Regions from separate parts of the Homo sapiens genome. Here region 1 is linked to region 2. A link is a loop called in an ENCODE intact Hi-C map of the cell type or tissue named here. Cell type or tissue: Calu3. All regions are shown on one strand. Region 1 overlaps PPP2R2C (protein phosphatase 2 regulatory subunit Bgamma). Region 2 overlaps PPP2R2C (protein phosphatase 2 regulatory subunit Bgamma).

Region 1 (5,000 bases), 83 kb after region 2:
CATCAAAAGATGAACTGGAGACCTCACTGTGGAGCCCTGGAAAACCACCTGCCATCCTGCGTGAGCTGACGGTTCCTCCAGGTGAAAACAGAATGGTCTTTAAATCTTATAGGCGGTGCTAAGTCAGCAGATATGACCTGGGGCCCCTCTGCAGAGAGAGGACACTTTGTGGTCCTCCATTCAAGCCACCGGACACTGCTGAGCCATGTCGGGGCACTGAGGGGTGACCATAGCATGACTGACCTGAGCCTGCCCTAAAGGGATTGCAGAGCTGGGGAGACCTGTGGATACACAGGGAGGCCGGAGAGCCAGACCTCGCCAGGCAGTGTCGATACATTGACACAGGAGACCAGCCAATGCCTCCTCCAGAGGCGGCTGTGGTGTGCCTGCTGAACAGCTGCTGGGGTTTGACAAAGTGAGGGGAAGGGCATGGAGGCAGAGGGGCCGTGTGTGCAAGGGTTCAGGGATGGGACCGTGTGGGAGATGCAGGGGTGGGGGCAAATCACCCTTCCCAGATCCCTCAGCCCCCATGAGACCTGGGACACGTCACCTCACTGCTCAGAGTCTATTTCTTGGAGGTGAGAGTGAGCCAAGGCTAAGACCGTACAGCCAGAGTTTCTGGGTTCAAATCCCAATGCCGCCACTGCCCAGCTGTGTGGCCACAGAACAGCAGGCAGCCTCTTTAGGGTTCACTTTCCTACTCTGTAAAATGGGGACACAAGAGTCTCTACTTTTAGGGCCATCATGAAGAATGCCTGAGTGGTGTGGGCAAAGAGCTTAGCACGTGCCTGGCAGCCAGAGGAGTCTTTACAGAGCACTTACTCCTATTCCCATTCATATAGGGTTGCCGAGAGGATGACAGGAAGTGGCAATGCTGGAACATGAGAGTCAGGGGGCCTTCCCTGTGGTGTCCCCACAACAGCCAGCACAGCTCCCTGTCCCCCCACCCTATAATTCCCTATCCACCTGTCGGCCCCTCCCACAAGGCTGTGCACGCCCAGGAGCAGGCACTCTGACACGTCCAGTGTGAGCATCATTAAGAGCCCAATTGCTAGCCAAGCCTGGCTGTGCACCTCACCTGCTGTGTGTCCTGGGCACCTGCACAGTCTCTCTGATCCAAATCGCCTCACTGCAGAGTCAACACCTGAAGTTCAGGAACATGCCAGCCCCTCCTCATGAGTCATGTGAGGATCCAGGGACATCCAGTGCTGCTGGAAGTCTGGGGGTGTCCCCACCAGCACGAGCTCAGAATCAGCCCGAGAGCACAGCTCAGAGGCTGTGTGTTCCCCTCAGCCTCCCCCATGACGTGTGAACCTGAGGCTTTTGGTTTATGACCACACTTGAAACCCACTGCCTTTTTGCACAGGCTGCCTGGGCAGTTGCAATTTCCCCTTCATCACGTGCAGGAACTCACAAAAATGCAGGTCCCTGCCATCCCCATCACCACAGGGCAGCCAGGACACTTCTGAATCCTCCCGGGTGCTAGAAGACAAGGAGAGTCTGTTCAGGAAAATTGGTGTGCATACAGAACAGGGCCCAGAATCGATGCTTGGCTGTGTGTGTGTGTGTGTGTGTGTGGTGTGTGTGTTATGTGTGTATGTGTGGGGTGTGTGTGTGTGGTGTGTATGTGGTGTATGTGTGTGCATGCACACGTGCATGCATGTGCATGTGTGTTGCGGGGAGAGGCACTCTATGGCTCCAGGTCCATCAGTACCGGGCCAGGGCAGGGGCGGGATGAGCCTGTTCCTGGGTACAGGCCTGCTTCCCTCATGGCTCTGATCCCCCATCTAATCCAAGGAGCAGGTGGGCTGCCTGGCATTGCTATGGCACCTGCAAGGCAGCGGCTAACAGCCTTCCTTCCCAGCAGGCTCCGCCCTGGGACCAACTCAGTCCCTCTGCCCAGCCTTGGGGTGTCAGGAAAAGGCTACTTGGATGAGACAGCAGCCACAGCCTGCCTCCATCCTCGTCCATACTCATCACCCTAGCCAGCTGGGCAGTGAGAGGGAGGCGGTCGGAGACGGCCTTGCAGTCCAGCTCCCTTCTACGATCAGCTGCTGAAAATCCCAGTGGTGGGGATTCTTCCATTGCTGCCTGTGTTTGTTCCACGAGCACTTCCTGCAGCCTACTGTGTGCTGGCTCCAGGGTGGGACTAGGGATGGAGAGAAACTTGCCCTCCTGTGTTCCTGGCTTCAGGAAGAACAGACTGACCAGGAGAGACAGAGCCCCAGACTGGGTGCAGCCACTCGGTCGGTGCAGGGAAATGTGTAATCACTGGAGATATTTACACCTGCATGGCAATTGTGGTCCTTGTATTTCAGACACAAGCATCACCTCCTGAAGCTACAATATGCCCACCTTATTCCTCACCCCCTGCAGTGTTCAGAAACACACTCAGTGTCAGTATCAGGGGACGGCAGAGTAGACTTGGGTGGAGCAGAGCTGGGACAGCAGCCTGGGAAACGCAGGCTGGATGGGGCCCTGGAGAAACCAGTTCAGCTGCCTCCATCCACTTCAGACACCAAGCCCTGAGCCACAGGGGCAGGTGAGGCTCTGCAGGCCCAACAGCTTGGGCCAGGCCAAACACTGGCTCAAGCAAGTCTTGCTCCCCAAGTTTTGCACACAGAGCTCAAGGAGGCAGCTGTCTCACTGGGGAGTCTTTGAGCACCAACATGGGGAGGAACCAATTCCAAAAGCTAAGTTAATTTTGAAAATATCTTCCATCGGCCTGAGACTGAGATGGAAGCGGCCACATACCACGGAGGGCACATCCAAGGGGGATGCTGGTGAACCCCAAGAAGAGAATATCTGACCTGGCAACGCCATGTGCCAATGTGTACCAAGGGGAGCAAGTGTGACACTCGAGGTCCTCCTGCTCACTGCTCCACACCCACTGGGCTGGGAGGCCAGGACGAGCTGGGGGCCCCACTGTATGCCCAGTGCCTAGAATAGTATCTGGTACACAGTAGCTACTCTGTGTTTGTTGGATGAATAAAAGAACTGAGCTGGAGAATGAAGGACAGTTTAACGTTCAGCATCTCAATGCTCAAACGAGGACGTGGGAAATCCTGGCAGGACAGTGCCTTCCAACTAACTCAACAACGACCTCCTTGGTCCTGCCATTTGCAACCAGGCCAGAGGCTCCCACGTGGGGGCCCTTCCCAGGAAGCCACTGCTACTAACATCCTACTCTCAGCTCCCATTTCACACCCTTGGCTCCAGCAAGGCCAAAGGATGGGCAAGCCCCTCACTGGGTCTCTGGGCTTCACATAGGCTGGACCTGCCAGGAATGAGCCCTACCCCATCTTCCTGGCCAAGCCTTCTTCTTGCCCTCCTCAGTGGCTCCTTCCCCTGTGAGCCCTTTCCAGACACCTCACTTGTGGCCATGCTTGTCCCTAGGCCAGGACTCATCAGTATGCTCGGTGATGGATCTGTTTACACATCTAACAGACACGGAGCCCCTGGAGGCAAGGAGAGGCCTTGGCTTTAGGAAGCTTTTAGCAGCCAGTGACTGAACCCCCAGTCTGAGAGGCTGAAATCAGAGTGGTGTTCTCTAACACACATGAGGTGTAGAGGTAGATGGCTGCGGGTATCAGGTCTGCACAGCCACCGGGCACAGGCAGGACTCTGGGAAAGAGGCTCCCCCTCCTGGATGACTTAGCATCTCAGTTGATCCCCTAACAGCCCAAGGAGGTGGGCACTGTTATTCCTGTTTTGTCAATGAGGGAACGAGCTAGACAGCAGAACAGCTGGGGTGCCAGGATTTGAAAGAACAAGCTGTGCCCACACCTGTGCCTCTGAGGAGGGTCACTCAGCACTGTAGGAGGAGCATCCCTAAGAGCCGCATGTCACAATCCATACCTTCCTCTTTATGCATGTCCTACAAGTTCATCCTATTGCTTTGCACAAAGTTTTAAGATCAAGACTGTTTGGTGGGTATCCAATAAGAAGGCCAGAAAGGTTTCAGGAGAGGAGGGTCTCATGCCCTCTATTTGCCTCCAGGTTCCCGTCAACATGGCTGTGTTTGGATCCTCTAACCCCGGCCTGGATGGACAGTGGTTAGAGCAACTCCATAAGACCTGCTCACCGCAAGAAGCCAGGGCAGGGCAAGCCTTAAGTTTCCAAGGTCCAGCCAAGTCGATGAAAGCTGATTGCTGGTGACTGTGTCCTGGTCCACCAGCCTTTAGGCCTGGATATAGCACAGTCCGGGAGCTCAGGTGGTTCTTTTTAGAGGGACAGGAGACAGGGAAGAAACCAATTGCACAGAGTCACCCGTGACTTAAGCATTAGGGGCCAGGGCCTCCTCCATTTTTCTGGTTCGGAAATCACATCGTATCAAGGCAGCAGAAGTTTCACAGCCCTGGAGGGTTGACTCGTTTGGGGCAAACTCAAGAGGGCCTGATGAATAAGCCAGACATCACTGACACTGCAAATGCCAACAGTGACATTGGGATACCACCCACCAGGGGCTGGACCCCTTGCTGAGTGTCTCTGTCTCCAAAAACAGCTGTGCAAACTGGGCAGTATTTGGCTGCATTTGACAGAGACAGAAACAGAACCCTGAGAGGAAAAGGCAAGCAGCTTGAAGTCACAACCAGGAAGTGGCAGAGCGGGTTTCGAACCCAGGTCTGCCTGACTCCTGGTCCTGCAAGGTCTTTCACTATAGGCGATCTAAACTTGTGCCACTAACTTTCCTCTATACCAAGGGTCAGCAAATTCTTTCTGCAAAGGGCCAGATAGCCAATATTTTAGGCTTCGTGGGACATATGTCCTCTTTGGCAACTCTGCACCTCTGCCATTATAGCAGAAAGGCATCCACAGACAATGTGTAGATACATGCCATGTGTAGATACATGGGCATGACTCTGTTCCAATCAAACTTTATTTACAAAGACAGGCACTGGGCCAAGTTTTGCCCATGGGCTGTAGCTACCACCCCCTGTGGTATACCATGTGACAGAGAAGCAGCAGCTTTAATTCCTGACCGTGACGCTGCCATTTCT
Region 2 (5,000 bases):
GGAGGTGACCCTGGATAATCTGGATGGGCCCAATGTCATCACAAGGGTCTGTATAGGAGGAAGAAGGAAGGTCAAAGATGGAAGAAAGAGATGGGATGATGGAAGCAGAGGTTGGAATGATGAGCTGAGGAGTGCAGGCAGCCTCTAGAAGCCTCTAGTAGCTGGAAAAGATCAGAAAACAGCCCCACCCTGCAGCCTCCAGAGATAACACAGGCCAGCTGACGCCTTCATTTTAGCCCGAGTTCCAGAATGTACAACAGTCTTTTGTGTTGTTTTGAGCCACTAAGCTCATGGCAATTGTTCCCGCAGCAATGAGAAGTGCGTATACAGTTGCCCCTTGACCCTCACACAACACAGGCTTGAACCTGCAGGTCCCCTGATGTGCGATTTTCCCAGTAAATATACTGAAAACATTTTGGAGATCTGCCACGATACACACACACACACACACACACACACACACACACACACACACACACATACATATATATACATACATATATATATAAGAAAAGAAAAAGTTAGGTATGTCACAAATGCATAAAATCCACGTAGACATCAGTCTCTTCAAATGTTCATCAGCTGTTGATGTTACTGGTAATGCTCCCCACCAACAGCCGACTATTAGGAGTGAAGTTTTGAGGGAGTCAAAAGTTAAGCATGTACTTTCAACTGCATTCAGGCACTGTCTGAACCCCTAACTCCCACATCATTCCAGGGTCAAGTGTATTCAACTTCCTCATCTGTAGGATGAATACTATAACACACCCATCATAGGTGCTGAGTATTTAATGAGATATAAACTGAAAACAGCATGTGTTTGCACTAGGTGTGCAAAGAATGAGCTGCGGTTATTATTTCACCCAACACCGGGCCAGGCACGTCGTTGGGGGCCTATGAAGGGTCTTGGCCATCATCGGCCCCGATTCTAAGAAATCAGGGTCTCAGCCATCATCACCCCCAATTCTAAGAAATCCCAGTGTTCCGGGCACGGCCCTTTCTTTCCGCAGGCTCTGTGCTGTCATAAGCAGAAGTAACTGTCTATTTTGAGGACTCATGTACGGTTGTTTCCACGGTTACCCTGTCACACTGCCAAGCAGTCACAAGACGCGGATTTCCAGTGCTTCGGAGAAAGGTGGGAAGCTGCAGAGGGAACAGAGTGGCCTGTGTGCCCCCAGCTCTGCCCTGATAGAGGAGGGGTCCAGGGAAGTCACAGAGCTTCTCGGACCCTCGGTCTCCTCATCTGTCCAATGGCAGAAATGCTCACCTTCCTGCATCCAGGACGCTCTTCATTCGCGGTCTGATTCTGTTAGGAAAATGATGCTGTGAGCACATCTCTGGGGTGTCACTATCAGCCACTCCCTGAGTTTTGAGCAGTAATTGGATACATGGATGGAAGTGGGAGGTGAAGAACTAATCCTAATCCCCAAATCCCTTTTAAAAAATTAGCTCAAATAACAGCCATTTGTGTTCAGATTAAAAACAGCCGCCACCTGCTAATTGGAAAGCGGCTGCGTGCTTGATTTCCCATGAGAGCCACAGAGCAAAAACACAGCCCGGACAAGGCATGCAGAAGGACAGACACTTCAGCCACTCGCCCCAATGTGCGGCAAATTAAATGAGGAGAAATGGAAGCTGTAAAAGCATGCTAAAAACTGCTGCGCAATCTTTTTGCTGGCACGAAAGAGAAAGTTTCCGTACAGGATATTGAGTTTGATAATGAAAAATATTCTAGAAAAATTTTAAATAAAATTTGCATAAATCAATAATCAAAAAAGAAATTAAGCTGGTTGTTTAAAATTTTTCTTCTCTTGGCCTGGTATGGTGGCTCATGCCTATAATCCCAGCACTGGAGGCCAGGAGTTCGAGACCAGCCTGGCCAACACAGCAAAACCCTGTCTCTACTAAAAATACAAAAAAAATTAGCCAGGCATGGTGGCACACACCTGTAATCCCAGCTACTCCAGAGGCTGAGGTGAGAGAATCCCTTGAACCCAGGAGGTGGAGGCTGCAGTGAGCCAAGATCGTGTCAGGGTGATGGAGCCAAATTCTGTCTAAAAAAAAAGAAAAAAATTCTTCTCTCCCTCAAAAGGACACCAAATAGATTTGCACACAAGTTTTCCTAAGATTTCAAGGAGCAGATATATTACATCAACTGCTCCAGAAAAAGAAAGAAAAAGCTGCCCAGTTCATTTTAGGAGAGTTGAATAATCTTAAAATTGGGCAAAGAGAGTATAAGAAAAGAAAATTATAAACCAACTTCACCTATGACTGTGTGTGCAAAAAGCATACATAAAACCTTAGTACATCACAGGCAGCCCCACCCTGTCTACAGACTTGGGATCACTGGTGCGGGCAAGAGCCGCCAGAGGTCAGCATGTTGCCAACCTCCCAGGTGAGTCACTGAGCACAGCCAACAGGCCCTTGGGGATTTGTCAGCAAGGACCTGGCCCCAAGGTCGCCCAGGCACAATCAAAAGTCCTCAGTGGCCTGGAAGACACCATGTCCCTCTCTCCGCACCTCGGCCTGCCAGAGCCTTCTGGAACCTCAGTGCAATCCGGAGAGGAGTGGAATCTGCCGAGGCCCTAAAAGTTAACGTTCACTGCAGCCCTGGGAGCTGGGGGTGAAGAATGAAATTGAATTGAGTCATCGAAAACACTCATATTTCTCGCACTGTTGAGTTCATTGGCTGATTCACACAAGGCTCATACATCATCAGGCATATGAAATTACGTGGCTGAAATGGATGTGTCTGTGCTTGGACTCACGAAATGTGCAAGGTATATGTGACCGCTGCTTCTGCCCTGGGAAACCGGATAGCACAGGCTTCGGGAGCCAAAGGGGGTCTGACTGCCCCCTCTAGCCCACTGAAAAATGTCACACAAACATTGAGGGGTGCACAAAACTGTCCTATGCCCGTCTCTGTGCTCTCTAAATTCCACCCTTCCTGCACACACATGTGTTTTCTGATTCAAAGTTCAAATCCATCATGAAAGTAAAAATACACAGAAAAATAAAAAGAAAATATTCCATCAGTTTCTTATAGCTCACCACTCAGGGACAACTTAGTGTATTTCTTTCCAGAGTTTTCTCTGTTTCCACTTTTCTGGTGGTCATAGCCTTATTTTGTTATCCCCTAAATCTTTCAACATAATCACTTCCCTGTGGCATTAAAAATTCTTCTAAAACAATAGCTGACATGACCGAACAATATTCTAGTACATGGATGTCATCACTGTCGACATCATTTTCTCGGCATTTTAAACTGGTTGCTTAAAATTTTCCTTCTCTCCCTCAAAAGGACGCCGAATAGATTTGCACACAAGTTTTCCTAATACTTCAAGGAGCAGATATATTACACCAACGGTTCCAGAAAAAGAAACAAAAAGCTGCCTCACTCATTTCAGAAGAGTTGAATAATCTTAGCATTTAAGATTGGGATATTGAGGATGTTTCTGGATTTCCACCCCTATAAACAACAGGGTGCCAATGAAGCCCCATCCTCCTTCCCACAGGGCTCACACGGGGTCAGCAGCGGACCAGGAGCAGGAAGAACCCCCTCTCTTCCCCAATATTCTCCCATTCCATTCGGACCCAGACCTGGCTGTACACAGGCACAGCTGGAGGCACATGTGGCCTGAGTGAATGGGCGGGAGGCGTAGGTGGGGGGGCAGTGTCCTGTAGTAGGCGGTGGAACGGCCCCCAGAGACGGCTGCGTCCTGATCCCTAGCACCTGTGACTATGTTATGCTACACGGCAAAGTCAAAATAAGGCCAAAGATGAAATCAAGGACGCAACTCAGCCAACCTTGAGATGAGGAAGTCATCCTGGATCATTAGGGGTGGCAGGAACAAGGCGATCACAAGGGCCTTTATACGCGAAAGACAGACAGGAGGGTCAGAGACGTGAGAGAGGCTTGGCCGCTGTGGGCTGGGAGGATGGGGGAGGGGCCACGTGCCAGGGAACGCAGCGCCTCTAGAAGCCAGAAGAGGCAGGGAAAACGGTGCTCCCCAGAGCCTCCCGAAGGTACCAGCCCGTGGCACCTTCATTATGGCCAGTGAGCTGGCTGTGGGACTGCGGACTGAGACTATACATATGCCCTGTTTTCAGCCACCAAGTGTGTGGTCCTTTGTTGTGGCGCACAGGACGCAGCCCCGAGCCCCCTGCACCCCGGGAATCTCAGCTGGTCTCCAGCCTCCCATCAGTCCACGGCCACTAACTCCACACTTATCTCCAGGTGGCATTACTGCCTGGATATCTGGCTGCCTACTCGACCCATTTCCTTGGAACCCAATACGGGCCTCAGGCTCGCGGGTCTGAAACCTGCCTGCTGGTCCCTGGCACCCCCTGTTGTTCCAGGCCACGGCCCCACCTTCACCCACAGCTCAAACCAACCACAGAGTCACGCCCCACAAGGCAAAGCTCGACCTCCAAGCAACATCCAGAGGGGGCAGCCAGGTGAGCCCTGCCCCACCTCCCAACAACCCCCTCAGTGGGGTCACCATTTCTTCCTGCAGACCCTGCAGCGACCTCTGACGCCTGCTCCCCCGGGGACCCTCTGCGGCGTCTCCTCTTCCTCCTCAAGTCCCAATCTCGTGACAACCCACAGCTTCTCATTCTCAGCTCAGCCAGAACAAAACCCAGTCCCTCCCTTGACCTACAGGCAATGTGTGGAGTCACGGCCACTGCAGTGCCCTCCTTCTCGAACATTCTTCCCCAGAGATCGGCACCACCCACCCCCTCAGGGTGTCCGTTCCACTGTGGTCTCTTCAGGGAGGCCCTCCCTGACCCCCTCTGTCCCTGTACCTGACTTTGTGGGTGTTGGTGCCATTGCTCACCATGCCCTGACATGCGTCAGGTGTGTGTTCACTGTCTGTCTCCCCCGCAGACGCCAGCTCCCGACGGTGGGCCTCTGCTGCACACCCATGCCAGGAATAGGCGCCTACTGAATGCCTGGATGGCTGAGCGTGACACACGGAGCGTGGACAAACCCAGAGGAG

Evidence for each region. Peaks named below come from ENCODE experiments on the same cell type or tissue, not always from the same donor. Only the 100,000 strongest peaks of a DNase experiment are listed, where the experiment ranks them.
Region 1: a loop joins it to region 2, with 13 times the contacts of the local background. A loop is called at or near these places in 1 of 110 quality-filtered maps.

What each region holds. Positions count from the first base shown.
Region 1 is chr4:6,424,260-6,429,259 of GRCh38, forward strand. All of the region lies in intron 1 of PPP2R2C (protein phosphatase 2 regulatory subunit Bgamma), which reads right to left. Among named protein-coding and RNA genes, the nearest start is that of PPP2R2C, 46 kb to the right of the region's middle. RefSeq lists an enhancer at 1,028-1,077. In Calu3, no CTCF peak of the experiment used is centred here; no DNase peak of the experiment used is centred here.
Region 2 is chr4:6,341,649-6,346,648 of GRCh38, forward strand. The region is part of intron 6 of PPP2R2C (protein phosphatase 2 regulatory subunit Bgamma); the gene reads right to left. Among named protein-coding and RNA genes, the nearest start is that of WFS1, 74 kb to the left of the region's middle. In Calu3, no CTCF peak of the experiment used is centred here; a DNase peak (open chromatin) is centred at 2,383.